Regions from separate parts of the Homo sapiens genome. Here region 2 is linked to region 1. Evidence: chromatin loops called from intact Hi-C (ENCODE). Cell type or tissue: heart left ventricle. All regions are shown on one strand. Each heading gives the region's core, and the rest is flanking DNA. Links, peaks and the distances in the headings are about the cores only.

Region 1 (15,300 bases), core at 4,331-12,330:
ATTACTCACTAATCTGTTTGCTTATTTGGAATAATTGGGTCGGCTGCCAGCGCGAGGATTTCCCCCCCCCCCAGTTTAATATCTCAGTTAGTAGTCCAATTTCAGCTTGGCGGCATAATTACTCTGACAGAGCTGTAGCCACGGGGCCTGTGAGTGGGGCTGCTTTTAAACCGTAAATTATGAAGGATTAGCATTTATGAATTTTAAATCAGGGCTGGGGTAGGAGACACTAAAGCTGCTTAACGCTGGGGAACAGCAGCCTCCACTCAGTAGCAGAAGCCGTAACCCTTCCGCTCCCAGGACGGGCCATAGGACGTGGGAACCCGAGACGCAGGAAGTGGTGACCTGTGGGACACGGAGCCCTAGGAGTTCGGATCACGAGGGACATGGGGAGTGGGGGATGGGAGAGAGCACTGAAGCACTGATGAAGCCCCTGGGGGCTAGAAGCCTGGGGTGATGTGGACGTGGAGCAGGTGCTTTGGCTTCTCTCCTGGTCTGTGGGCTACAGTTTCCCTCTGGGAAGCAGCAGGGTCGTTGCCCGGAGCAAGCTTCGAGTGGCAACCCAGAAGTGAGGAGGTCAATCCCCGCAGCCCCCTGCCTCCTGCCTCCACCCTCCCACCTCCCACAGGTTGGGTCTCTACTTCTCTTAAGAATCCCCATCTGCAGCTGCTAAAGTTTGCATTCTTTCTTTCTTTTTTTTTTTTTCTTTCTTAAGAATCCCCATCTGGCCGTGAGCCAGACTGACCCAGTGCCCTCCAGCTCCGAGTGTGACTTCCTGGCGTGCCCTGCTCTGCCGAGCTGGAGAAGGGCCACCATCGGTGCTCTCTCGGGTATGTGATCTAAGTTCTCACCTTCCTTCCCACTCTTCCTCCGTCCCTCCTCCCCACCCGCCCCTCTCTGGCACCATGGCATCATGGACCCTGTAAAACCAGATAGAGCCGACTTGAAATCTGGCTGTGCTCCTTATTAGCGGGGTGACCTTGGGCAAGTTACTTAACCTTTCTCAGTCTCCATCATAGTTCAGTTCAATGAAGACAGTAATTCCTACCCTGCAGGGCTACTGGGAGACTTCCGTGAAATACCGTGGGCGAAGTGCCAGGCACAGTGCTTGGCACACGGCAGGTGTTTACTGGGTCAGCCCCATGCTCTTTGGAGTCTTCCCCAAACCTGAGTCAATGCCCTGTGTCCACTGCCCTCTCTCTGTCCTCCATTCCCCCATCTCTCACAGAGCATGGGACACTTCAGCGTATGGCCTCAAGACCCAACAGGTTCTCCAGGACTGGCCCCTATCAGGAGAATCCCTCTGTCTAGGAATCTGCACCTCAGCCTGACCTTATTGGGAGTGGGAGCTGGTACCAAGGTTGGATGCTGGGCACTAGTAGCCACTAGATATAGGTCTAGGACATCTGCTGGACCACCAGAACGCTCTGGAGCCAGGCTGGCTGGGTTTGAACTCTTACTCTGCCATTCACTATCTGGGTGACCTTAACCAAGTTATTCAGCCTCTCCATGCCTCAATTTTCTAATCTGCAAAATGGGAATAATAACAAGAGTATCTCATCATGGTTCTGGTAGGAGGATTCATGAGTTCATCAGTGTACAGCATTCAGAACCACATTTGACACACAGGAAGTACTAGCTGTGCTTGTTGTCATTACTTGCTATCCTTCTGAGGGGGTGACTGTCCTCTGTGGGACCTGCCTGTTCTGAGGTTGCAGATTGATTTCCCTGGGCTTGAGATATCTCCAGATTGCCTACAAAAACAGGAGAAAAGGAGGCAGGACCTGAGTGGGTGGGACAGGACCACCTAGAACATGCTGAGGACCATTCTGGACCACATCACTCTGTGTTTGGGATCAAGCAGTCCCTACTAAAGCCAGACCTCTCTCTGTCCCATCTGCTGGCCATGGGGCCTTCCCATGATGCAGCTCTGGCCAGGGGCCTTCTGAGGTACCTGGTGGGGCAGATCCCCAGGGTCCAGGCCAGCTTGGGGGGGGGGGCAGCAGAGGCTGGAGGGCACAGGGAGAGAGCACAGGGATGCCTCAGCCCAGAGAGACCTCTCTGTGGGCCAGCCCTCCTTACCAGACTGAGGGCTTTGCCACTGCTCACCCTCCTACAGTCCTTCCCACCACCCGCTTAGGTTCTCTGCAGGGGCTCAGCTGCAGTGGTGCCTCTGACAGGGAGAGGCCGGTGAGTCACCTCCCCCATAAGCAAGTGTACAAATGGAGGCCCGGAGAGGCCATTGGATTGTTCCAATTCAGGGACACAAATGAATCATTACCAGACTGACCAAAATCTCCATCCTCCAGATCTGAGCTAGAACAGGGCAGTGGTGGCTGGAAAAGGAAGGGTGGGGGCCAGTCTAGGGACCCCAGCATGGAGGCTGAGCAAGTTGGGCCAGTCCCGGACCCAGGTGCCTGGCATTTGGGCCTGTGGACTTGCCCTCTTGGCCTCACCCTTCCTACTCCCCCTTGCTAGCCACCCAGCCCCAGCCACACTGTCCTAGACTATCATGTACACACTGTGACAAGCTGCCACTTCCTTAATGCGAGTCCTCTGGCAATTCACTTCCCCATTCTGGACCCCACTGTGCACATCTGAAAGAAGCGCAGGAGGGGCCTGCCTGCCTATGGGTCTCCAACTCAAGTGAGCGGCCTGCTGTCTCAGCAGAGTGGACACAGCATGGCACCTGCTCTCTGCAGAGGGTATCCCACAGGCCCAGGCTGGGTGAAGTTTGACTTCATGGGACATACTGGATGGATGTGGCTGCCCAGTATCATCTCCATGACCTTAGGCTTCATGTCAGGCCAAGCCCCAGCTTCAGCAACCCTGCCATGGGAACCCTGCTGGCAACGAGAGTCCTGGGGAAATGTTGCAGCCTACTTGCCACATCTGGGACTCTGTGGGCCCTCACATGGTATTAATGCTCTTTTTAAAAATGGCCTGCATGATAATTTTGCTTCAGCAAAGAAATTCTTAAGTATCCCTCCTTTTACCTCTATCGTACCCCACCCACACCATCGGCCCAGGTCATCTGGCCCTTAGGGGCCATGATTTGGTGGGGTGCGGGCGGCGGGGAATGCAGGGAGGGCAAAGGGAGAAGGAAGCACCTGCAGTGGCTGCCGTATGTGTGCATGTCCAGGCCCAGAAAAGCGCGTTCCCAGGGGCCTCACAAGATTTCTGGCGCTGCTGGTCTCCGACCACGCTAGGATGCTTGATGGATGGGAAGTGCCTGGTTTGTCGAGTCCTTGCTGGGCTTTGTGATAACTCATTATATTTCTTTCTTTACAAATTGCCCCATTAGCACTCCTGAATTGAACTGAATCATAAAGCCAGGAGCATCTCAGCCTGGGCTGAGTCTGGGCGATGAATTACCTGTGGAGCAAAGGCCTGCGTTTTGGGGAGGAGGCTGGGGGCAGCTGGCTGGTGTGGGCCCTAAATTCTGCAAGGGAAATGGGTTTGTTTTCTTTAAGCTCAAGAGAATAAAAGAGTTCTAACCAAGTCCTGCTGGATTTAAATAGCAAGATCTGCCTCGCTGCTCATTGGCTTTCAAGCTGGGGGCTCTGATCCCTATTTGAGGGGTTAAACTCTAACCCCATTAAGCCATTTATGGAAAGCTGACCACCAGGGAGGGAGGCAGCCCCTCTTCCTGCAGCCTCCCTAAACCCCACAGATTCCGAAATTGGTTGTCACTCTCAGTCAGAGGATTCTAAACAAGTAGGCGCTAATCCCCTCTGTTAAGGAGATACTTATTTTGTCTGAAAAACTTCAAAGAGCCCATGACAGACACTCAGAATCAAAATTAGCATTCCAATGAGGATTTAAAAAATAATAATTCTTACAGTTCTGCAGAAGAGAGGAGGAGAGGTGAAGTGACTGGCCCGGAGGCTGGGGGAAGGAGGAGGGGGCGAGCTCCTTTCATCTGCCCACCCCAGGAGCTCTGGGGATCTGCCCTGCTGGCTGAGATGTGGAGCTCCCTCTCCATAAAGGGGCAAAGGCTGGCCTGCAGCCTGCCCCGCCAGGGTGGGCAGGAAGTGGCCACTGCCCCAAAAGGATTGTGCAGATGAGGAATTCAAGGCTTAGAGAGGGCCGTGGTACCCTGCCCATCAGTGACTAAGCTGCAGTTGAAACCAGGTCTCTGCACCTGGGGTGGGCCTGCATGGCAGGATGGGTTGCCGGTCAGTCTGCCTGAAGGCGGCAGTGGTGTTCTCTACTGGCAGTGCTTATAGGAGATGGAGACACTGGCATGTATCCCAGGACAGGTGAGTGGCAGAGTGTGGAGCCAGCTGCCTGACCAACACCCCTGCCATGTTACAGCAGCATGAGGGAACTGCCAGAGGGCTGGGCTTCTGACACTTCCCTCCTGATGAGTCACCACTCACCCCCATGCCTGACCTGTCCCTTTGCTGGATGATTTCACCCCAGCCCCACGCCACCCCTTAACTCATCCTTCCCACCCTAGGAGGCCTCTCTAGCCCTCCCTCACCGGTGTCATCTTGGCATTTTCCTCTCTTGAGGGACCCCACTGTTCCAGATGCCCCCGGCTTCCAAGGCTGGGAGGAGCCACTCATCTCCAGACACGCTCCTCCCTCCCAGTTGCTCTGGCACCTTCCTTTCTGAAGCTGCTTAGGTACCTGCAGGGCTCCCAGGGCCCCCTTGGCTCCTGGGCCAGCTCCCCAACTTGCTCTGTTGGCTCCCGCTTGGGCTGCCAGGAAGCCAGGCGGCAGTGCCCATCAGTAGGCACAAAGCTCCCTCCTGCATCCCATGGCCAGGCTGCCCCAAACCGTTTCTGGTGTCAGCACGGCAGGGAGGACCTCATACCTTAGAGACTGACTGCCAGGACAGGGGCCATGGAAGTTCCCTGTACCCTCTGTCTTCCCTGTAGCCCCTTACCCCCAATACACACTGCTTTTCTGCAACACCTCCAAGCTCTATCCATCCCTCTCATCTACCCAGACCCCACCAACCCCTCTCCCCACCTCCAAGGCTGATCCAGAACCAGGTTCCATCTATGCAGTCACACACTCCTTCAATGTGTAGGTGTGCTCTGTGCCTGGCCCTGGGTTGGGCACCCCAGCACATACCCTGCTCTTGGTCTGCTTCCAGCCAAGTGGGAGACACAAGCAGGAGTGCTGGGCCATCGCAGTACACAGGCTGTAGATCTCTGACAGAGGGAACAGAGAAATCCATGCTGTGGCAGATCCTGAGGAGGTGCCAGGAAGTGGGGTCTCAGAGCTTCAGGAGGAAGCCATCAGGTGCGCGGAGGAATGAAGGGCCTTTGGGGTGGAGACCGCAGCCTGCAAATCGCAGAGAGGCCAGAAGTGCCTCGGGCTGAGGGGGACCCAGACCCTCAGCTCAGGCAACTCTGGGCCCCTCCTGATCGCTAGCGGGGTCCCCAGGCCCTTTATGGAGTCCAGGCGGTCCTGGCTACCTGTTCTGTTAACAGGATCGGACAGCACATGAACTTCAGAGAGGGGAAGAAGGAAACTCCCGAGGGCTCCCACCTCTACTCACCACTGACGCTCCCAGCCACCAATGAGAGGGACCCCTTGAAGGCATTACCTCATGCAGGACAATGGCCATTGGCTCCTGGTACTAGTGAAGGCTGACGACCTCCAAAAGGTCCTGCTTTGGGCATTAACCCTTCTTGAGGCAAGTCTGGTCTCTCCTGACAGCCAGTGTCCTCCCTGTGAAGATGGATCTATTCAAAGCACCTTCATGTCCACTCTCTCATAACATAGACGCCTCAAACTTTCATGCTCTGAGACTGCGTAGGCCAGCATTGTCCTATAGAAATACAATGTGAGCCACACAGGTCACTTTAAAGTTTCCAGGAGTCACATTTAAAAAGGATTAATTTTAATAATACATTTTCTTTAACCCAATATTATTACTGGGTTTATAAAACCCAAAACATTATCATTTCAACATGTAATCAACATAAACATTATGAATGAGATATTTTACATTCTTCTATGGTGATGAGTCACAGAAATCTAGCGTGTATTTTACACTCACAGCACAGCTCAATTCCTACGAGCCAAGTTTCAGGTGCTGCTCCACGGCTACACGCGGCTATTGTACTCTACAGCACAGAGACCAGCATGCTGGGTCTACAGAGGAGAATGCTGGGAGGGAGGAGAGTGGACTTGCTCATGGCCAAATGCAAACCAGGCTCTGGGATGAAGTCCCCCGACTCTAGCTCCCGGCCTTCCTGCTGTCCTGCTGGAGCCTGAGGTGGCCCCAGGGCACTGAGATGGAAGAGCCCTGGGCTGGTGCTTGAGGCTGGCATCCCGAGCTGGTCCTGCTGCTCACCTGCCCTCGTATGACCTTGGGGCCCCACTGGACACAGGGGCCCCACCTGGCCCGGGCCTCTTGCCCTGCCAGCTGAGGAAGGAGGGCCAATGGAGACAACGACAGCACCTGTTCCGTGCCAGGCACCAGGCTGTGGGCTGGGGGTTAGAGTTCCCACCCCGGAGGAGCCTGCAGTGGGTGGGACAATGGCAGCACAACTAATAAAGCCTTGAGTGAGGAATCAGAGGACACCGTGGGGGCAGTGAGGACAGGGTATTTGCCATTCACGGGGAGATGGAAAAGCTGATACTTGAGCTGGGTCTCTGGAGAGGGACAGAAAATCTGCCCAGGGGCCTTTTTCTGACTCACCCAGCTTCCTAAAACTCCAGGAGCCTAGTTTTTCCTGTCAGGTGAACAGCCGAGGTAAGGAAAGTGCACGCAGGCAGCACAAAGTGGGTGGCCCAGCCCTGCCAAATGGTGCTATGACCCTCTCTGCAGAGCCTCAGGAGAACAAGACCTAGCCCTTCCCCTTTTTCTGCAGGCACTCCAGACTTCTTTGGCAGAAATTCCAGGTGTAAGCGGATAAATTGGATCTGTGCTTGGGCAGGATGGCAGCCTGAGTTCTGCCTGCCACAACCTGAGGTGGGAGCCAGTCTGCCTCCTGGGCTAAGGCTGGGCGGTGGCTGTGGGGCCCGCGGGCTGCAAGGCCAGTGCTCTGCAGGCAGGGCCAGGCTGCCTCTTGCCCACACCTGGCCACTAAGCCCCGAGGCCGGTAATGAGGATCTCCTGCACCACCGTGGCTCAGAGGAGGCCTCCTGGCAGCCTGGCCTTGTTCTCATTGTCCTGCTCCAGCCCAAATGCACCAGGCCCAGGCCTCAATCGTGATCAATGGGCCGAGGATGTGCTGACGAGGCACTTTCATCTTTTCTCAAGGCTGGTGTTTGAACTTCTCTGAGCAAGCGGCCTTCCCAAACGGGCTTGTCTTCTAAGAAGGCGGCCAATCTCCTTTCCCTTGCTTCCTAAGCAGGCTGATCCTGAGAGTTATTGAGGCACAAGAAAGGAGATGTTCAAAGGCAAATCTAAATTACCGTCCTCTTCAGACTGGGGAAAAGTCTTATTAAGTCGCCTGCGTGTGATTCCCGGCCTATTTCTGTCTGCAGACCTTTCTTCCTTTGTGCCACATAAATGGACACATCTTATTGATTTTCTTTCAACCTGGATCACCTCCATGGCTGTGAATGTGGGCAGACAAATCCCACTCCTTCCTTCCCTGTGGGGCTGAGGAAGGATGCTGGTGGCAGCCAACAGGGCCGGCCTAGGGGGCTTCTGCGCCCTCCTCACCACCCACTTCCCACTGAACTCAGCAACCCTGCCTGAGAGCCAGCACTTTCTGTGGAGGAGCCAGGAGGCCACTGCAGGCCTACAGGGAGGCTTTGGGACCGCGGAGCCACGGAGCCACGAGGCAGCCTGCAGCGTGGGCCAGGCAGAGGGAGCTTGACGACGGCGGGGGGCGGGGGGGGGGCCCTGCCCTCAGCCTGCTCTCTCACTTCCTGTGCCTCCCACCGTTTCTCGTCTACCGCTCCCCCGCCCCCAGTCCTCACTTTGTTCACCCCACTCCAGCCCTGACCCTTGGCTGAGTATGCCACATACATTTCCATTTCAGGGACTTCGCATTTGTCTTCCCACACATAGAAAGCTCTTCCCCCAGACATCCCCAAGGCTCATGCCCTCACCTTCCAGTCTCCACCCAAATGCAGCTTCTCAGGGAAACTTTCTTGAGCCACCCCATTTAAAATTGCAACCCATCCCCCGTATTCCGTGCTGCCCCCACCGCCACACACTTTATCTTTCTGCACCTCACTCATCGTAATTGACATACTGTTTCTTTTCCTTGCTTGTGTTGGTTGTCTGTCTCCCTTCACTAAAATCTCCATGTCAGCAGGGGCTTCTGCCCCTTTTGTTCACTATAGTGGCACCAGTACTTAGAATAGTGCTCAGTATACAGGGGTGATTAACAAATAAATTGTCCAGTGTGTGACCACAGGCCATACACAGGGCCTGGCCAAGGCCAGCATACCGGCTTCTGTGATCCAGGCACCAGCCTCCAGAGGGCGCCACACAGGATGCCCAGCCCCGATCCTCCAGGGAGGATCATCTCTGCTCCAGATCACTGCAGGCTCCCAGAAAAAGGATCCAGACATTCCCCGGGCCGGAGGTTTGGCCTGGGCACTGACTGCCCTAGCTTTGGCCTCAGAACAGATGGCTTCTATGTCCAGGACGATGTCTCTGATCCTATCAGTTATCAGGAACAGGCCCCTTGTGAGGGTGTTTCACCCCACCAGACCCAGCCGGCCAGGACGGTGCCACATCAATGCTCTGGGCCTTCAGCTGCCTCCCACAAGCCACTCCCAGAGGGTGGAACCACCTCTGGGGACCCCAGGGCTGCCACGCACCTCCCTTACTATACCCTAGGCCAGGTGGTGGGTATAATAATTATTGTAGAAACCACCCTGGTTGGCCAAAGGATACCTGACTCCCCAGTTACTCCCTGGGTGGCTTTTTCCATCTCCTCACCTCAGTTTCCCCATCTGCAACGTGGAAAAGGTGACCCAGAGAACCAGAAGACCCCTTCTTCTGTCAGTCTGACAGTCAATGGCCTTCTCATGTGTCCCTCTCTCTCTCAATGGGCCAAATCATCTTTGAGGGCCAGGACAATCTCTGATTTTTGTCCTCATACAGCCCAGGGCCTGGCTCCAAGTAAGTTCTTAGTGGGTGTTTGTTGAATGACTGACCGACTGACTGACTGACTGAATGAATGAACCTGCAAGTGTGCAGGCCCATAAAGAAATGGACCTTAGGCCCCGGCATCACTTTGCTGGTCACAGCTGAAAATCCCCATGCATCGGCTTGCTAGAGAGAAGCAGACAGACAGATGGAAGCAAGCAAGGCCCAGGAATTCTTTGGGGGAAAGTGGCTCATTTCCAAAGGGAAGGCTATAGGCTGTGGGAAGACAAAAAAAATTCCTCAAAATTAAACCAAAGGAGGGGTTTGGGGAGCGATGGGGCTCCGAGGGATTTATTAATGCACGCCTCCGAGTGATTCTTCCTCCTGCAATCCAGGCACGGGGTTAGCACCGACTTCCAAATTATATTTAATTGGACAATTATTCAAACTGAAAAACCTGCACAGGAAACGAAGGCGGTCCTTAATAAACACCTTGTCTCCTCAGCCCCAAACAGGCAAGTCGTTTACTGACCCAAGAGGCACAATTTTGTCTTTGGTAAATTTATTTTGAAGTAATTGCCGACTCCGGGAGTAACCATTTTTCAAAGGGAAACTTGGCTCTAGCCAGCAGAATAATAAATTGTTCCTGACCCGTGTGAAGCCTAATCCCATTAGAAAGATGTGTGCTTAGAGGGTGCAGGGCGGCGCACAGAGGCCAGGGATGGCCCTGCGCTCGGCGGCAGAGGCGCCCGGCTGGTGACCAGGGGAAGCCTCCTGGGCTGACCCGTGCACAGCCACAGGGACCAGCCCAGACGTTCTCTACAGCGGGGGCTGCAAGAGCTAGGGCAAGGGTGGGTGGGAGGTTGTCACCTGGCCGTGGTCGCCACATCGGGGAGAGGACTAAAGCTTCCGCAGCCACCTCCGGCTCCGCCTGGGGCAGGACACAGCCTCCAAGCCCAACCTCTTCCCGGGTCTCCTTTCCCATCTCCTCCCTGACCACGCCTCACCACGCCCCTCCACCAGGTGAGTCCTCACCTCCTCTCTCTCCAGCTCTGCCTGGCCCTGACCCGACCCGCCTACCTTCTCCCTGCCCCTGGTGAGCTTGTGCAGAACCCGAGGGCACAGCGTCTTTTGCGCAGAAGGCGCACCGCGCGACCAGCACCTTGTTGAGCAGCTGAGGGCCTTGGGGAACCTGCTTTAATGAATAGGAGTGCGTTCATAAACAGCATATCCATATGCAAATGAGTACCTCCAACAGCCTGGAAACAGGCTGGTCTCTGATTGCTTCTATTTGAGCAAACACAATTTATAAACTCTGGGGTCTTTTTTCAGGAAAGGAATGAAGGGGCTTCCCTTGATTTACAAATTCCAACTTGAAAGGCAAGGTTCTTCCTTCTATGTCTAGTACAACTCAATGCCCCCAAATCCAGGCTTGGCCTTAGGTGATCTCTAAGGTCCTTGGGAGACCTTGCCCTAAGGTCCCCAAGGCAGGGACCTTTGGTTTTGTTCACCGATGTGTCCAAGTTCCTACAACAGTGCCTGCCATGAAATGATATTCAATAAATATTGTTCACATAAGTGAACTCCTGGAGAACCCCTCCTCCATTGCATCACACAGCCTTTCTTCAGACCTTGAGCAAGACACTAGAGGTGGACTCTTGAACTGTGATTATCCTCTTCCCTTTTTTTCCAGCTGGGGAAGCTCTGAGAAACTAAGTAACTTGTCCCAGGTACAATGCAGGCCAGAGGTAGGAGCAGGACCAGAAGCTGGTCTCCAGCTTCCAGGGCTCCAATGTCTCTAGTCCCTGCTGCCTTCCAGCACCAGCCTGATCCCCATCTGAGTGATGACACATGCAGCAGGGCCCAGCAAGTGAGCCCACAGAGAGCACTGGAGAGCACTGGAGCTCTATGCACCCCTGTTCTACAGCCAAGGAAACAGGCTCGCAGAGCTGGGTCTTGCCCCAGGTCAAACTTTGAGGGGCCTAGCTTTTGTTTTGTTTTGTTTTGGTTTGTTTTTTTGAGACAGAGTCTCACTCTGCAGCCCAGGCTGGAGTGTAGTGGTGTGATGTTGGCTCACTGCAACCTCCGCCTCCTGGGTTCAAGCAATTCTCCTGCCTCAGTCTCCCCAATAGCTGGGACTACAGGCACATGCCACCACACCAACTAATTTCTGTATTTTTAGTAGAGACGGGGTTTCATCATGTTGGCCAGGCTGGTCTCGAACTCATGACCTCAGGTGATCTGCCTGCCCGGGCCTCCAAAGTGCTGGGATTACAGGCGTGAGCCACTGCACCCAGCCACGAGGGGCCTGTTTCCCTGCTCTTAGGCATCAACATGCAGCCTAGGAGTTAGGGCAAAGTACCCCTGCCTTTGGTCCTCTTCGGGGTGGCAGTGCTTGGGCCCCTTGTATCTAACAAGGCTGCTTTATCAGAGGACAGCGACCCCACAAAGCAGGGAGGCTGCCTCCGTTGGGTTCTAATTCCTGGGCCTTCTACTGCCCTCACCCCATCCCAGCAGCTTCCGGACAACCTAAGGGAGCCAGCACCACACCACTCTCATTGACTCCCTGAAACCCTCTTCTTTGCTCCCGCCCCTGGGCTTCCAGATCATCTTCCCCACTCAGTGGCTTCCTTCAGGATTTCAATGACTGTGGCTTCTTTGCTTAATAGGAAAGGAAGCGTGTTGGCAATATGCCCTCAAAGTTTTACTCCTACCTAGAAACAAGCCTAGGGCAGCAGCTGGAAAAACGGGGCATTTAGCCTGCCCCAGAGAATACCAGAGCCAAGGAGTCCATGTCCTGGGAGGACTTTGTGGGGAAGCAGTTTAGAAGCTGGAGGTTAGGAGAGCATGTCATGAAGTCAGACCCAAATGTAACCCCTCCCCTTCCTTTAATGAACTGAGTGACTTTCAAAAGACACACCACCTCTCAGAGATTGTTTCCTTGCCTGGAAAATGGAATGATAAATAGAGTGTAAATTGCTAAATTGTTGTGATCATGAGAGTTTACATTTCTTGAGTGCTTGTTATCAAACCAAACTTGGGCCCACCTGCCAGGCACAGCAAAGCCAAACACTGACATCAGGATTTGCAGCGTGAGAAAGTGAGGCATTTATTGCAGGATGCCAAGCAAGGAGAATGGGGCAGCTCATGCTTAAGACCTGATGGCTCACAGAAAAGGGCTTTTAAAGGTGGGGAGGCAGGTATATGACTTTACAAGCAAAGTCATCAGTCAGTCCACGGAGGCGATTCATCGGTTTGACCTAAAAAGGCTGGACACCTTGCAGGTGGGGAGGAAGGGGAGGTGGATTCAAAGATATTCTCATTTGTGATTGGCTAAGCAGCTAAAACTCTGGGGGTCAGCAGAAAAGAATGTTGAGCTCTGGCCTGTGGGCGTGACTTCCTCCAGGACCTTCAGGAAGAACTTTAGAACAAAGAATGGTGCTCAGAGTTCAGCCCTCAATTCCTCCTTATGTGAGGTCTATGTGCCAGCAGTTGGCCTTTCTCATTTAGTCGGAGTCTGGGTTTCTGAAAAACAACTCAGAGACATATGGTAAGATGTCATCTTTAGTTTCTAGAGGAACCATCATTTTGTGACTCTGTCTTCCTTGGTGATTGTTTTAAGCTACTGTTAGCTTCTTGCTTAGCAGGTTGTTCATTGACTTCTCAATGCTAGCTAGGTCCCCTTGAAGGAACTCAAGATTTTTCTTTATTTTCATGCCTCGGGGCTGGTGCCCCACACTTGCTACGTATCAACCACTATTCTAAACACTTTACATCCACTCATTCATTTAATCTGCATGACATGCTTATGAGGTAGGTATTATTTCCTTGTTTAACTGATGAGGAACATAAGACACAGAGAGGCTCAGTGACTTGCCCAAGGTCACACAGCTAGTAAGCATCCTTCTTCTAATGGATAGAATAGGCCTGGCATACTGTAATTGATAAATATCATTACGGTTATTATTAAGACCTGGCTTTCCTTGTGCCAGACCAAAGAGCAAAAGGAGCATGGCCACTGCAGGATCAAAGGAGCAATAAAGGTGTGTGTCAGGGAAAGTGCGATGAGCCAGGGAGGCAGGGGCATAAGCTGGCTCTGATGCTTTTGGTGGGGGCACTGAGGCTCATCCCCAGGCAGGCATTTGCATCCACTGATTTACATAAGACTTAAGAAGTCCGCTGGGAGAAGGACTTGAACTTAAACCACATACGATCGTTTCCTATAGGGCTCCAGGGCCCTGACACAGATGGAAGTACTCTCCTCATGGCCCAGAGGGCAAATCCAGCCGGGACAGAGCCCCAGTGGGAGCGTGGGTCATGGCCAATGAGCATGAGGGGGCAGCGCCTGTCTGGCCACTCTGGCAGCAGTGTGTGCTGTGCCCTGGGGCAGGAAGCCATCACAGACTGAGTCACAACACATACACCTTGAAACCTGTCACCCAACTGTGGGTGCTCTAACTGGAAAGGAGCACCGCTCGCTTTGTGAGGGAGGGCCAAAGATGGTGGGGAAGGGTCTCCCTTGCCATATGACTGGCAGTGGGGACAGCAGCAAATTCCTGGCACGATGAGTTCTGAGGTGACTGTGGCGGTGGCCGTGGCAGTGAAAGCCTGGCAGGGCTGTGGCTCAGTCAGCTGTCCCTGTGAGCACCAGACCACATAAAGTACTGCTGGAAATCCCCCGCACACTCGGGCAGAAAGAACAGGGAAAGGGTGGGGACTGGGTGCCCGCAAGGCACTCTCACCATGGCAGCTGCAGAGATGCATTCGCGCCTCACTCCTGGGCTCCTGCCCTCATCAAGGCTGGGGCGAGTCTCATAGCTGGCCTCTCCCTCTCCCCTTCCCCAGCACCCCCTCTCCAATCTCCACTCCTCTCCACTGCCCCAGACTGATTGTTCCAGAACACAGTTCTCACCATGCCTTGACCCTCTGGTGGCTCCTTAGCCCTCGAGGGCAGTGCCCCAGCCCCTCATCCTGGCCTCAGCTCTCACCCCTCACCCGCTGCCAGCCTCCCTAGTCTCCTTCACCTCACATAGCTCCCATTCCCCCCAAGGGAATCTAATCACCAGCTTAGCTTTGACTGCCCTTCCACTCCTCCACAGGAACTCATGTGAGTCCTTCAGAGCCCCAGTCCACGGCTCCTTCTTCCAGCAGTCCGCTCTGGTCCTTTTTCTTGCTCTGTCGAGCTCCCAGGAAATAATATAAAAATAATAGGGCTGGACGCAGTGACTCTCGCCTAGAATACCAACACTCTGGGAGGCCAAGGTGAGAGAATCGAGTGAGGTCAGGAGTTCAAGACCAGCCTGGGCGACACAGGGAGAACCCCATCTCTAAAACAAACAAAACACACACACACACACACACACACACACACACCCCAGTTAGCTGGGCATGGTGCACACCTGTAGTTCTAGCTACTCAGGAGGCTGAGCCAGGAGGATCACTTTAGCCCAGGAGTTTGAGGCTGCAGTGAGCTATGATTACACCACTGCACTCCAACCTGGGTGACAGAGCGTGAGCCTGTCTCCAATAAAATAAAAATAAAAATAACAGCAAACACTTCTATAGCACATACTAGGTGCCAATATTAGTCCAAGAGCTTTACCATTAACTCCTTTCATCCTTACAATTGTATGAGGTAGTTACTATATCATCCTTGTTTTACAGTTTAGAGGACTGAGCACAGAGAGGTTAAGTAATGTGCTGAAGGTCACACAGCTAGCAAGGAGTGGAGCTGATATTCAAACGCAGACAGCCTGGTTCCAAGGTTATTTTCTCCTGCGATGGGTATAAAATGACCATTATTTTATATCCATAGGTTTAGGTGTCAGTTAGAAGCTATATTTCCTTCTAGGGTGTGGAAAGTACTTGGGCCTAGGTCTACATTACTGCACACCCCTTTGCCTGAGATGGGCTCAAATCCCACGGTTGGCTGATGACCCTGGAGGTGGGGAGGCTCCGCTCCTGGAGCCCAGGGCTGTGCTTCCTCGCTCAGCATCCTGTGCGGTGCAGACCCTGCCAGGCACCATCTCCAGCCTCCTTGCCTCCCTCCCAGTCCCTGGTCTTCTCAGGGCACTTCCCATGTGCCTCTAGAGCTGCCTCTCCCCTGCCTGGCAAAGACCCCAAGGTTGGACCTGACAGTTTCCAAATCAGCTCAACGTCCCCAGCAGAAAGGCTGGTCCAGTGACTTACCCCAGGACAGTTCTTCCCCTTCCAAATCTCTCCACTTCCCCACTCGCACCTTCCCTCTATGCTTGGCCCCAGAGAAGAATGAAGTTGGATCCC
Region 2 (15,300 bases), core at 3,755-11,754, 46 kb after region 1:
CTTCCTTCCAGAGCCAGCCACCCAGGGAATATTCCAAAGAGGCTCCAGGGGAATGAGCGGGGTCAGAGCTGTGATTCCAGCCAGCCCAAGCATCACTGAGCGACAGCCACCAGGGCAAGGCTCTGGGAAACAGGGATCTCGGTTGATCCTTGGGAACCTGGGTCCTGGGCAGGAGGGGGCAGAAGTGACTATGACTTTATGTGTGTCTAAGCATGTCACGGGGGCAAGCTCAAATCTGTCCCCTGCAGCAGTGAGGGACAGAAGCTGCACACACGTGTGTTCACATGTGCATGTTGGGTGGGGCTGGGTGGAGGGTATTTAATACCATTAGCCAAAGCCAGGAGAAGGCAGACGGCTTAAGACAGAATTTGGTTCTCCGAGCTCTCCTTCCCCTCTTCTCTCCTGTGCACTTTCTTCATCAGGTCTGATCTCTGCAAGTGGAGAGGCATTTGCAATACAGTCTTGTCCTGGCAGGCTTTGATTCTTTTTTCTTTTTTTTTTTTAGATGGAGTCTCACTCTGTCACCAGGCTGGAGTGCAGTGGCATGATCTCAGCTCACTGCAACTTCTGCCTCCCGGGTTCAAGTGATTCCCCTGCCTCAGCCTCCTGAGTAGCTGGGACTACAGGCACCAGCCACCATGCCTGGCCAGTTTTTTGTATTTTTAGTAGAGATGGGTTTCACCATGTTGGCCAGGATGGTCTTGATCTCCTAATCTCGTGATCCTCCCACATCAGCCTCCCAAAGTGCTGGGATTACAGGCATGAGCCACCATGCCCGGCCGATTCTGCATTTCTTTTAAGTGAGATCACATCTTCCAGCTGCCATACTTTGGCTCCAACCATCCCTAGTATAGTCTGAAACCTGAAGTCCTCAACAGTCTGACTGGGCAGGAAAGGCTCCACTGTAGAAGCCTTCGTAACCTCCCAGCTTCAGAAGCATAATCTGAAGCTGTTTTCCTAGTATCACCTCTCTCCTCCCCAGTGTCCTATATCCTGCCCATGTTGGTCCATTTATCAAAACCACTAACTCGACAGTGCCCCTTTGCACCTTGTACAATCCTCCATTTTCCTTCAACCAAGACACAGCCAAAGCAAAAACTAGAAGCTAGAGATGATGTTCTCATTAATCGAGAGTGACCAGTAGATACCCCTATAGTTGTGGGGTTGATGCTGCTGGATCCATTGCCTAGGCAGGGCCATTGCAGACCCCTTAATCTTCACCTTTGTCTAAAATAAATCCCCCCTAAAAACTGGCCAATTAAAACACACTTCAAAATGGGATATATCATATAAACATAATTAAAATAAAAATCATATGATCATTTCAATAGATGCAGAAAAAGTATTCAACAAAATACAGCATCCTTTATGATAAAAACTCTCAACAAACTAGCCATTGAAGGGACTTACCCCAAAATAATAAAAGCCATGTATGACAGACCCACAGCACTCCATCATACTGAATGGGGAAAAGGTGAAACATTCCCCCTGAGAACTGGTACAGGACAAAGATGCCCACTTTCACCACTTCTATTCAATATAGTACTGGAAGTCCTAGCTAGAGCAATCAGGCAAGAGAAAGAAAGAGCAAATTGGAAAAGAGGAGGTCAAACTACAGCTGTTTACCAATTATATGATCATATACCTAGAAAACCCTGAAGACTCCTCCAAAAGATTCCAAGATTTGATAAATAAATTCAGTAAAGTCTCAGGTAATAAAATCAATGTACACAAATCAGTAGCACTGCTTTATACCACCAAGTTGAGAATCAAATCAAGAACTTAATCCCTTTTACAACAGCTGCAAAAAATAAAATACCTAGGAATATACTTAACCAAGGAGGTAAAAGATCCCTACAAAGAGAACTACAAAAACTGCTGAAAGAAACCATAGGTGACACAAACAACTAGAAACACATCCCAAGCTCATGAACTAGAAGAGTCAATATCATGAAAATGACCATACTGCCTGTATTAGTCCATTCTTGGGCTACTATGAAGAAATACTCAAGACTGGGTAATTTATAAAGGAAAGAGGTTTAATTGACTCACCATTCCGCAGGGCTAGGGAGGCCTCAGTAAACTTACAATCATGATGGAAGGAGAAGCAAATGCATCCTTCTTCACATGGCAGCAGCAGGGAGAAGTTCAGAGCGAAGTGGGGGGAAGCCCCTTAAAAAACCATCAGATCTCTTCAAGCCTGTAATCCCAGCACTTCGGGAGGCCGAGGTGGGTGGATCACCTGAAGTCGGGAGTTTGAGACCAGCCTGACCAACATGGAGAAACCCCGTCTCTAATAAAAACACAAAATTAGCTGGGCATGGTGGTGCATGCCTGTAATCCCATCTACTCGGGAGGCTGAGGCAGGAGAATCGCTTGAACCTGGGAGGCAGAGGTTGCAGTGAGTCAAGATCGCACCATTGCACTCCAGCCTGGGCAACAAGAGTGAAACTCCATCTCAAAAAACAGACAAACAAACAAACAAAAACAACCATCAGATCTCATGAGAACTCACTCACCATCACGAGAACAGCATGAGAATAAATGCCCTCATGATTCAATTACCTCCCACTGGGTCCCTCTCACAACATGTGGGGATTATGGGAACTATAATTCAAGATGAGGTTTGAGTGGGGACACAGCCAAACTATATCACTGCTGAAAGTAAGCTACAGATTCAGTGCAATTCCTATCCTAACACCAACATCTTTTTTCACAGAGTTAGAAAAAAAAAATCCTAAAATTCACATGGAACCAAAAAAGTCCCAAGTACCCAAAGCAATCCTAAGCAAAAAGAACAAATCTGGAGGCATCACATTACCAGACTTCAAATTATACTACAAGGCTATGGTTACCAAAACAGCGTGGTACCAGTATAAAAGTAGACACGTAGACCAATGCAACAGAAAAGAGAACACAGAAATAAAGCTAAATACTTAAAACCAACTGGTCTTCAACAATACACACAAAAACATAAATTGGGGAAAGGAGACCCTATCTAATAAATAGTGCTGGGAAAACTGGCTAGCCATATGTAGAACAATGAAACTGGATCCCTATCTCTCACCTTATATAAAAATCAACTCAAGACGGATCAAAAGACTTGAATCTAAGACCTGAAACCATAAAAACTCAAGAAGATAACCTAGGAAAAACTCTCCTGCACATTGGCCTAGGCAAATAATTCATAACTAAGAACCCAAAGTAAATGCAACAAAAACAAAAATAAATAAATGGGACCTAATTAAACTAAAAGGCTTCTGCACAGCAGAAGAAATAATCATCAGAGTAAACAGACAACCCACAGAAGGGGAGAAAATATTAGCAAACTATGCATCAAACGAAGAACTAATATCTAGAATCTACAAATAACTCAAACAGATTAGCAAGAAAAAAACAAATAATCTTATCAAAAAGTAGGAAAAGACATGAACAGACATTTCTCAAAGGAAGATATACAAATGGCCAACAAACATGAAAAAATGCTCAACATCACTAATCAACAGGGAAATGCAAATTAGAACCACAATGAGGTACCACATTACTCTTGAAGAATGCCCTTTTTTTAAAAATTAACTTTTAAGTTCAGGGTTACATGTGCAGGTTTGTGATATAGGTAAACTTGTGTCATGGGCGCTTTGTTGTACAGATTATTTTGTCACTTCAATATTAAGCCTAGTACCCATTAGTTATTTTTTCTGATCCTCTCCCTCCACCCACCCTTCACCCTCTGATAGGCCCCCGTGTCTGTGGTTCCCCTCTTTGTGCTATCCATAAGTCCTCATCATTTAACTCCCACTTATAAGTGAGGACATGTGGTATTTGGTTTTCTGTTCCTGTGTTAGTTTGCCAAGGATAATGGCCTCCAGCTCCATCCATATTCCTGCAAAGGACGTGACCTCATTTATTTTTGTGGCTCCATAGTATTCCATGGTGTTTATATACCACATTTTCTTTATCCATTCTACCAACGATGGGCATTTAGGTTGATTCCATGTCTTTTCTATTGTGAATAATCCTGCAATGAACATACACGTGCATGTGTCTTTATGACAGAAAAATTTATATTCCTTTGGGTATATACCCAGTAATGGGATTGCTGGGTTGAATGGTATTTGTGTTTTTGGGTCTTTGAGGAATCACCACACTGTTTTCCACAATGGTTGAACTAATGTATACTCCCACCAACAGTATATGAGCCTTAAGAACGGCCATTATTGGCCAGGCACAGTGGTTCATGCCTGTAGTCCCAGCACTTTGAGAGGCCGAGATGGGTGGATTGCTTGAGTTCAGGACTTCAAGACCAGCCTGGCCAACATGGTGAAACCTCGTCTCTACTAAAAATACAAAAAATAGCTTGGCATGGTCATGGGCACCTGTAATCCCAGCTACTCAGGAGGCTGAGGCAGGAGAATCACTTGAAACCGGGAGGCAGAGGTTGCAGCGAGCCGAGATCATGCCATTGCACTCCAGCCTGGTTGACAAGAGTGAAACTCCTTCTCAAAAAAAAAAAAAAAAATGGCTGTTATTAAAAAGTCAAAAAAGTGGGCATGTGGTGAAAAGGGAACAATTATACACTGCTGGTTGGAATGTAAATTAGTACGGCCCCTATGGAAAACAGTATGGAGATTTCACAAAGAACTAAAAGTAGATCTACCATTCAATTCAATACTGGGTATCTACCCAAAGGAAAATAAATCATTGTATCAAAAAGACACCTGCACATGTATGTTTATTGCAGGACAATTCACAATTGCAAAGATACGGAACCAACCTAAGTGCCCATCAACCAATGAGTGCATTTTAAAAATGTGGTATATATACACCGTGGCATATACACACTACTATACACACATATATACACACTACTCAGCCATCAAAAAGAATGAAATAATGTCTTTTGCAGCAATTTGGATGGAGCTGGAGGCCACTATTCCAAGTAAAGGAACTCAGGAATGGAAAATCAAATACCCTATGTCCTCACTTACAGGTGGGAGCTAAGATATGGATATGCAAAGGCACACAGAGTGGTATAATGGACTATGGAGATTCAGAAGGAGTGCTGGGTGGCGAAGGATAAAAACCTACATATTGGGTACAATGTACACTACTCGGGTGATGGGTGCACTCAAATCTCAGATTTCATCACTGTACAATTCATCCGTGTAACCAAAAACCACTTGTACCCCACAAGCTATTAAAATAAAAAAAATTAAGAAAACACACCTCATTTTAAATCTAACTTGCAAAGGCAGTTGTGGGGACTGCTACATAATTAGTAAGGGGTATTCCAAGTAATCTGTCAGCCGAGAGTCTCCTGGCTGCCCCTTCCCCACTCCATTGTGGCTAAGGGTTAGGGCTCCTGCTGTTGACCCACGGAGAATGAAAGCAGGGACAGCTGCTGGGGCTGTGAGTGACTAAGCCACAAGAGCCTGTGCCTGCCCTGATCCCCAAATAAGGATCCCACAGGCGGAAGGTTTATCCCACAGTGAACATCCTGAATGCAGAAACATGAGAGATCACCTAGCACCCAGCACCCCACTTGTAGCCGACACCCCACCTGGCTTCTGGTCTAGTGAGCACCGAGCAGCTGGAACACCCTGTCCCTGGGCCTTGCTGTACAGTGAGGGGCTGGACTACCTCTCACCCTTTACACCTCCAACGATGCCTGTCATTATTTCTTTTGTGAGCTCTGTGTTTTGAAATATTTTATTACCCAAAAACTTTAGGTGAGTGTGGTCTGAGCCATTTCACTATAGGCAGATACGCTTTTTCCATTATGTTCCTTGCAATTTGGAAATAGCCTACAGATCCCTTTAGTTTGGGGCCCAGATAGGAAACAGACACGTTGCATGTCAGGATTACCTGGGGAGCTTCTGAGACCCAGAAGGGAAGGGCCAGAGCAATCTCTGCTGAGACCTCCTTCCCACCCATATCCCTCTGTAACCACAGTATGCACCGTGCCTCTCCCACACCACACCTCTTCCCAACTCCTGCCTCGCCCCCACCCCCACATCCTACGGCTTATGTACCAGCACACCCTTGCCACCCACATCCACTCCACTCCACGAGGTCAGTCCACATGAAGGGACATCCTGCAGCGAGGAACATCGGAGGACCGCAGGGCCCGGCTGCTGTGTCACGCTACATTGGGGTGACACTTGGGATTTGGGCCTGGCGCTCATCACACTGGACATGTGGCATCTTGCTGGGCAGCTGCCGCCACAGCCCCTGGCTGACCAGAGGCTGCACAGTCGCTGATGGTAGCTGGGGAGCAGAAGCCCTGGAAATGAAAGTGAGAGGCAAGGACATCAGAAATGATGCATCTGAGCCTCTGCCTCAGGCAAAGAGCCACAAGTGGACAAGGACATGTGTGAACACTCCTGGGAATTCTCAGAGATGTTCAGGGGAGGGCGCTCAGAGTCTTCCCTGCAAAAGACTCAGATTCCTGATAGTAGCATGGGGAGAGAGGGCTCAGAGCCATTCCATTTAGGCAAAGAAGTTAATGTGCCCCAGTGCCTGTGGGCGGGAGGCGTGGGGACATGCAGCTTACACAGACACAGACCACACCTGCGCTCACCCTGTTTGGAGGGTCCAGGACAGGTCCTGTGTGAGGTTGCCAAACCTCTCCTGTTTCCCACCGCCACCCCAGCAGGAGCTAAGCCACTAAGGCATCCTCTGGCAAGCAGGCCTGTAATTCGGTTTGTGCCTTCTTCCCTCCCCATATATCTCAGTGGATAATTAGCAAGACCGATACTTAAGGAAAATGAGTGTGTCTTCCTGGATAATCTCAGGGCTCTGTGACTCAGACCCAACCCCAGAGCGCTGACTCAACACACTCTCTGTTGCTCCCCACAGGCAACACACTGCAAAAAGCCTCTTTAGCAGTCACTGAAAGTCCACCACAAGGACACTGATAGGAAAATAACCATGCTTCAGGGACACATTGTCATTAAAGCCTGTCCTGGTAAACTCAAACTAGATTGTCCACGAATCCCTGTTAACAGGAACACAATGGACTGCAGTGACAGACGCACAGTGTTCCGAGGACTGGGGGTGACGGGCCACACTTGGAGGTCTGACTTCAATTTTGGAAAAAGACCCAGATGAACTAGAATGAAGGGCCTAGAAACATGTCACTAAGGAAGAGTCCAAGAGACATGGGGATGTTTAGCCTGAAGAAGGCACACAGGGCTGTGGGAATTACCTTCAAACCCAAGGGGCTGGATGTGGCAGCTGGAGAGGCCTTTAAAGAGCTCCAGAAGGGCCAGTGAGCAGCAGGTGTCAGATGATAGGAAGAATTTTCTCACACTTAGGTGTTTCCAGAGTGGAATTCATCTGCCTTGGGAGGTAGGGAGCCCCCAACCCCAGGAACGTGTCATCAGAGGTGGGAGCTCACTGGAGCTGGCTGTGGGTGCAGCTTCTGCACTGAGGAAGAGTTGGGCTGAAGGAACAGTTCAGACAGTCCAGGATTCTGCAAATATGGGTTTCAGCAAAATACCTGGCCCACCATTTTCTGATTTATTGCTAATGGAAGGCTATGGAATTATGATTTAGCTATTGAGGGCTTGTAAACTGTCACTATTCAGATTCAATTAATCAAGCGATAAGGAGATTTGGCCACATCTCCCAGGGATATTTCTCCGAATGGCATTTCATGTCATTCCACTCCATTCTCATCCTTCTTCTTGCCAAAATACAGTCACTGCCTAGTCCTTGAGTGAGGGAGACACACTTGCTGTGTGGACCAAGATGGTGCCTTGATACCAGGTCTCCCTGGATTCTGTGAGCCCTGTCAGGCACCCAGAAGCCTCTGCACACAGTTTCGCTATTAACTCTGGGTCTCTCTTCACATCCTTCTCCACCTTAGGGCTCTTTTCTCTCTATCCACCTTGATCTGCTCCAACCCTTAAATCCATCTCAAGTAGTCATCTCCACTTTGAGGTCTGATAGAGATCTCAAACTTCATACGATCAGCTAGATGTGGGCAGAAAGTTACCCAGGTGCCGAGGCAAGAGAGTGAAGGCACAAGCTGTTCCAATATAATAAAGAAAGTATTTAGAATAAGAAAAGTTATACTAGAAATAGGATATAGAGATGATCATATATGGATAATCATAATAATTAGTTTTTAGTATTAATCTGTTTTATTATTATAACCAAGGAATAACCAGCCAGTGCAGAGTCAGGAGCTGAAGGAACACTGTGAGAAGTGACCAGAAGACAAGAGTGTGAGCCCTCTGTCACGTCCGGATAAGGGCCGCTGGAGGGCACCATGGTCTTGCGGTAATGCCAGTGCCTGGGAAGGCGCTCATTACTTAGCAGACCGTGAAAGGGAAACTCCCTTTCTTTGGAGGAGTTAGAGAACACTCTGCTCCACCAGCCTCTTGCGGGAGGTCGGACATTAGCCAGGCCTGCCCACAGACATCCGGAGGCTTAAACGTCTCCTTGTGGTGCTGTGCTTCAGTGGTCACGCTCCTTGTTCACTTTTATGTTCCGCCTGTACACCTGGTCCTCCTTTTAACTTCCTAGAAGACAGCAGTAGCAGAAATAGTGAAAGTATTAAAGTGTTTGATCTCTCTGATAAGTGCGTAGAAAAAACGCTGACGTATGCTGTCCTCCCTGTCTGCTTCGGCGATCACAAAGGGATGGGCCCCTTGTCCTGTAAACACGTGACTTGCTTGACCTTATCAATCACTTGAGATGACTCACTCTCCTTACCCTGCCCCCTTGCCTTGTATACAATAAATAGCAGTGCGTCCAGCCATTTGGGGCCACTACCGGACTCCGCGCATTCATGGTAGTGGTCCCCTGGGCCCAGCTGTCTTTCATACTCTTAGTCTTGTCTCTTATTTTTCTACAATCTCTCGTCTCCACACATGAAGAGAACACCACTAGGCCCTGTAGGGCAGGACCCTACACTAGAACTCTTCATTCCACTGCCAGCCCAGGCCTGGCCTTCCCCAGGAAGCGACACCACCATCAATCTGGTTACTGAAGCCAAAGTCATCCCTGGCCTCCTCACCCATTCTTCTTCAACCATCACCTCTAATCCATCACTGAATCCTATCAATTTGATTTCCAAAACATATTTCATATCAATCCATTTCTCTCCATCTTCTCTGCCACCATCTTATTCAATGTCCTCTAACTAATCTCCCTGGTTCCACTTTTGTTCCACTTTGCATAATTCATTTACACAGAAGACAAACGGATCCTTTAAACACATAATCAGACGTCGAGCCCTCAATGGCTTCCCAGTGCATTTAGAATAAAAGGGTTTCTTCCTGTGGCCCCCTAAATCCTGCAGGACCTGACCCCTGTCTCTCCCCTTCCCTGATCATCCTGGCCTTTGGGCCAAGTCCTGGACTCCATCAAGCTCTTCCCCTGTTCCCTCTGCCTAAAACATCCCTCCCCGGCTCTTCCCACGGTTGGCTTCCTTAGAGAGGCTTTCCAGAGGGTTCCTATCCTGTAATCCTCTATGATAGCACTCTATATAGAAATGCCTTATCTCTAATCACAATATATAATTATTTTACGCATTTGTATAGATGGCCATCATCTGTCTCTGTGCCCCCATGGCTACAAGCTCCCTATGTTGGGCAATGGTTTTGACTGCCTTTCACATTGTTTTATATCCAGCGCCTATCAGTGCCTGGCACATGGTAGGTGGCCAACAACTATTTCTTGAATGAATGACTGAGTCTCTCAATCCAGTTCCTTTTTTTTTTTTTGAGATGGAGTCTCGCTCTTTTGCCCAGGCTGGAGTGCAGCGGCGCTATCTCCACTCACTGCAAGCTCCGCCTCCCGGGTTCACGCCATTCTCCTGCCTCAGCCTCCCGAGTAGCTGGGACTACAGGCACCCGCCACCACGCCCGGCTAATTTTTTGTATTTTTAGTAGAGACAGGGTTTCACCATGTTAGCCAGGATGGTCTCGATCTCTGACCTCGTGATCCACCCACCTTGGCCTCCCAAAGTGCTGGGATTACAGGCGTGAGCCACCGCGCCCGGCCAATCCAGTTCTTAATGAACATCTTTTGTACAACTCTGTCCATGCTGGTGCCACGGGGTCTGATGCTGGTCATCTTATACAGGAAAAGAAAAAGATTTTGGTGGTAGTCAGACTATTCCCCTCCAAGCAATCAGAATCACTGCAGGTAAGACATTTCTGCCAAGATTTCACACGGGCTGGGCTACACAGTAATGAAGCCTGGTCAGGGACTGCTATAAAAAAGTTGGTGAGCAGAAAGTTGATATGAAACTTAAGTGGCTAAATGACTATAGTCTCATGACTAATTTCTGTGCTGATGGGGGCAAGGGACTGAAGCTACAACCAGGTAATTACTTCTGGAAGAAAAACAACTCTTGTAAAAATTTATCCATTTGCATGGTTTTGGGTAGCTAGAAGCCTTTTCTTCCAAAGTTCCAAAACAGCAATGAGGATCCTGAATAAGAACTGCCTCTCTTCTCCTGGGACCAAGTGGCAGGCAGTGGCCTGGGAGGTGGGCAGCCAGGGGGAGGTGGCACCATCCCCCGCTGCTGGCTTAGGCCCAGAGCAGACGTCTCCCGTCCTGCACCACAGAATCCGCGGAGCCTATGGGAACATGGCTGCCCCCTGAACCAGGACGGTGTCAATGTGAAAGGGACAAAACGTCACTGCGCCTAACCGTCCTCTAAAGAAGTGAGCAATGGCAAAAGCTAGAGGAATGCAGGATGGGGAGGTGGACTCCACATCTGAACTCCACCTGCTCAGCGGCACAGCTGCTCACACCACCTGATGAAGGGATGTGGGAAATCGAAACATGATAGTGATTCTAACCCCCAGCTGCCCTGAGATGGGAATCACACTTTGCTCCTGGTAAGCATCGATCTGTCATGTCTGCACAGAAAGGACGGTCCCTGTGAATTCCTGAGGAAAGAACGGAGCCTCTTTTCTCTCTTCGGTTAAAAACATATTCAAAGGCTTCTAAAGACTGCTCCAGACAAAAGGACCAGTTAAAGCCTTGAGAACTTACTTTTATCACGCAAAGTCCTTCAGAATGCAGCTTTCCCTGATATAGTGCTTGAGTCTCGACCAAATTCGTCAACATGCAAAATAATTCCACTCCCTTCTGAAACCTCAAGCCCAAACTTGTCAAAATTATCACTCTAGGCTCCTGCTGGAGACAGAGGTGTTTGTGAGTTGCTCGGCCTTTTGAAACTCTGGGATCAAACTTCACGGTAGCTTAGGCCTAAAGAGTAGGGGAGCAAAAACACGAACATCTTGAGAGGCATATAGTACAACAGTGATACTTGAGCACACTGGCCAGGTTCCAGTTTACGTTCTGCTACTTCTTAGCTGTGTGACCTTGGACACAAGACCTTGGACATTAAGACCTTGGTTCTTAATCTCTCTGTGCCTTAATTCATTTCTCTGTAGAGATAATAATGGTATCAACTTCACAGGCCGTGGTAAGAATGGAAAGAACTGATACACGTAACGTGCTTAGAATGGTGTCTGGCATGTATAAGTGCTCTGTAACTGTTGCTGCTGTTACATCATGACTCTGAAAGGGGGTTTTAGTTAAAATGGATCCCATCCACTATTATAGCTCAAAGTCCAGCTTGCAAAAAGACTTTGATTCTAGTAACTAAGTGGAAGCCAGTGTTTGGACCAGGAAATATCAGCTGCCACCTCCCTGCAAGGGCATCTTCCTCAGGGTCCAGTGAGGGGGTCAGTTGCTCTCCATCTTCCACCCCACCCGCCCCACCCTTCAGTCACATGGGAATGCTGACTCCTCCAGCCTTGCAATTGCTCCTGGGGATGGAGACAACTTTTTGTGCTGACTGAGCTTTCCTAAAGAATAGCCTGGCTTCAGGATTTTGCCTACAGGGAGGTTTTGGTCCCCAAAGGGCAGGGAGACTTCTATGGCCCCTGTATCAATGCCCTGGTTATGGTGTGAAGATGCCACAGGATCTAGTTCGGAGAGGAACCAGCAGAAGCCTGGACGGAGACAGGGTCTGCACGGCGTCTCTAGTCCCATTCTCTGGGCCAGGACAGGACCTGATGCATGTTTGGAGGAGGAGGTCCAGGATCTGGCTAAGGTACCTGGGATGGCACTGGGCAACAGGGAAGGGGAGGTCCTGAGAGTGCCATGGTGACACTGCAAAAGTCCTATTAATCTTCCCAATGGGGCAGTGGTGGGAACCCCCACCACTCCTCTGAGGGCTGACCCAGATTATTCAGGGAAATATGGAGAACTGACCCAGCAAGCACAGAGTTGAGCTGATTATAGCAGGGACTGAAGAAGGCAGCCACAAGAAATGCAAGACAGCCGCAGATGCGGCCTCGCTTTGAAGAACAAAGGCAAAGAAAATTGGCTCACCAATGAGAATTAAGTGATAACAATGTACTGAACAGAAATCAAAATCGGTTCTCAGCCAGCTCACTCAGAAAAATGCAGGATCCTGAAGAGTACAACTGAACGATGTGAGACCTTTGAATAGTAAAAACTTTTACCTTAAAATGCTTTTGTAAAGTGATTTCAGTGCTTGTAGAGATGAAGCGAACACGAAGCCCAGGAGACGTCTTGTCTTCAGGTCTCCTGTGCTTCCTGGGCTCCACGGGGTCCCCTGGAAGCCCCTTCCCTGGTCTCTCATTGGCAGCAAGCAGCCAGTGTAGGGTGGCCTCCTCCCAGGTTCTGTTGGCTGTCACAGTGAAGTGTTGCATTCTTTAGGCTCCCAAACCTTGAGCCCAGACAATTTCAGATTTCAGGTTCGGTATCGGGCAACGCTCCAGGTATCCTGCCCTACCTGGGTCCCAACCTCAGGAACATCTCCCCACCAGCCCCTCCCCAACCCTTAGTGACCACCCAGGTGAATCTCTTTGTGTCAGGAAGAGCTCGTTTATCTTTTTTGCCCTTTACTGTACTTTGGTAGGAGACTGGCAGCCAGAGACAAAACTACCTTGGGTCAGGAACAATGCAGCACTGATAAGGAAAGGGTCTCCACCACTTGAGTTGCAGCCAAAGACAGGTGGTAAACTTAAATGCGGAAGCTGAGGATTTAACAGAGACTGTTCATAAAGGCACTGAGAGGGTTTGGGAAAACCCACAAAGGAAGACATAGTAGCCAGGGCAACAGGCTGGTCTTGGCCTGCAAGGGCAGGGGACACAGCTGTAAGAGGGCTGCCTGGCAGGAGCCACGCCCACCAAAGAAGGCAGCAAATGCCCAGCAGCCTGGCCCAGAGCAGGGAGGCACTCGGGAGTCAGCGTCTGGACCTGGCTCTCCCCTTCTCTCATCTCCCCTTGGTGCCTTCATTGACAGAATGCCAATGAATCCAGAAGCCCAGGGAGTGTGTTAATGCAGTACCTGAAGATCAGCCTCTCTGGGCAGAGACGGCAGAGCAGGCAGAGTGGTTCTGGAGGGGCAGATAGAAAATATCCAGCCCAGGGTCATTTCCCAGAGGCCACAGCTCCTTGGTCTCTAGCCAAGCACAGCCATTATAGGACGCAACTTCCCTGGCCAATTTCAAAGCTCTGCTTGCTGCTGGGAATGCATGTTTAAACAAAGCCTTTATTCTCTGTTCCAACAGCGCGGCTGGAATTTAAAAAGCTTCATTTTCAAGACTGGTTGCTTTTGATCTGTCTAACCTGGAACTTACATTTTGGAGTCAAATAGAATTATTTAAACAAAGCATTTCAGTGATAAGCACAAGATGTTTTGATTTTTTTTGGCTGGCCCCCACCCAACCCCCGCAGCACCACACAACATTCCTACTCAAAATGAAAGGACAACTTTGTGGCTGACTCTTAAAATCTCAGCTTCCATTTCCCTGGGTCTTCGTTTCCTCATCCTGTGCCTTTTTCTAGGTTTGCCTGTGTACGGGCCCTGGGAGGGGGCTAACTTTACCTCAGACTGGCCTGGAACAACCAAATATTCTATGAGCAGTGCTTCCCTCCTCTCGCTCCGGCTTCCGGCTTTGGCAGAACCATGTGTTGTCATCCTGTCTTCTTTATTAATTATAATTTATTTTCATTTTGCTCCACATATCCCCATTTTCCTTCCTTCTCTGATGTAAGGCCTTCTCTGATATCATCCTCTATTCTCCTCAAATGAATTTGTCCCCAGCTTGCCTGCATTCCTCTCTTTTTATCATATTTTGCCTGCCTTATCTGTCACTCAAGTTGGAATGCGGATCGCTACTTGAATTCCTTGAAAATAACACCTGCGCTGTGCTGTCCTAGACAGACTATGTCCCGCTGGATCACAGCAAAACCCAGCTCCCCATGCTATGGAGCACAGGAGGTGTCACAGTGTTTGTTATTGGTGCCTTCGAGTTGGCCTATCAGTCATTGAAAGTCAATCTGAAATGGAAGAGCGCCCTTTTTTCACAGCTGTGAAAGCAAATGGAGGAAGGAAGGCCATATATCCCCAGACCTTAAAGAGGCACATCTGTTGGAAACAAAGCTCAGACATGGCCTGGTCCAAGTGTGTTCTACACAACGAAGTAACAAAAATACCACTAAGTAACACAAAAATGATGTGGAAATTCTCTCTAGAAAGAGTGAGCTAAATTTCTATTAAAATGACTCCTACAAATCAAATGAACACCTCGATGGAGGGGCGTTAATAGAATGCATCATATGACAGGCAGGGTGGCTGGCCTTGCCTGGTGTGAGGTGGGAATAGGTGAAGACACACTAACGTGTTATAAAATGACTTCATCTTTTAGTTAGTGGTTAGTTCTGGACCTTTGCTCAAGCTTACTGAGCAGAATCGCTAATTTTTAGGGCCAAGAGAAGTGTGGATAGTACTCTATCTAACAATAGGATCTTCTAATCCCAAAAGAATATCACTGTGAAAGTAAGAGTATTTTTAATATACAGAATATTTCATTTTCAAGCCCAGGGAATAGGCAGAATCAAAGCCACCATCTTGGTTAGGCTTTTCTGCAAGGAGACAAGCAGCCACCGTGCACTAGGTCCCTGCTTCTCCCCGCCGGAGGTGACGGAACTGCAGTGCACACATCTGCCTTTGAGACTACTAGGGAAGGGAAGGCTCCACTTAGCTAATGAAGCCAGAGTTCTCATCAGGTGAACAGAACACGCCCTTTAAAGACTGGCTTACTAAACCCTGAGAGAAAGCTTAAAGCTCAGGATATGGTTTATGGGCTTATGATACGACTGGAACTAGACATCAAGAAGGGAGAAAGATCTTGAAGCAGCTATGTTAATGACAGTTTAAAATAAAATACAGACAATTTCCACTAGATATGCCTTGGCCAGCAGGTTCCCCCAAGGAAAGCACACTGAAGGTAC

What was found. A loop is a pair of places that touch in the nucleus more often than their neighbours do. Peaks named below come from ENCODE experiments on the same cell type or tissue, not always from the same donor. Only the 100,000 strongest peaks of a DNase experiment are listed, where the experiment ranks them.
Region 2: a loop joins it to region 1, with 7 times the contacts of the local background. A loop is called at or near these places in 2 of 110 quality-filtered maps.

Annotation. Positions count from the first base shown.
Region 1 is chr11:8,329,840-8,345,139 of GRCh38, forward strand. It overlaps a transcript of STK33 not described here. Among named protein-coding and RNA genes, the nearest start is that of LMO1, 74 kb to the left of the region's middle. RefSeq lists enhancers at 6,689-7,506, 8,325-9,140, 9,240-9,901, 13,685-13,734, 13,825-13,884. In heart left ventricle, for the core only: a CTCF peak has its summit at 8,395 (motif pointing right); a DNase peak (open chromatin) is centred at 8,402.
Region 2 is chr11:8,376,059-8,391,358 of GRCh38, forward strand. It overlaps a transcript of STK33 not described here. Among named protein-coding and RNA genes, the nearest start is that of LMO1, 120 kb to the left of the region's middle. In heart left ventricle, for the core only: no CTCF peak of the experiment used is centred there; a DNase peak (open chromatin) is centred at 8,313.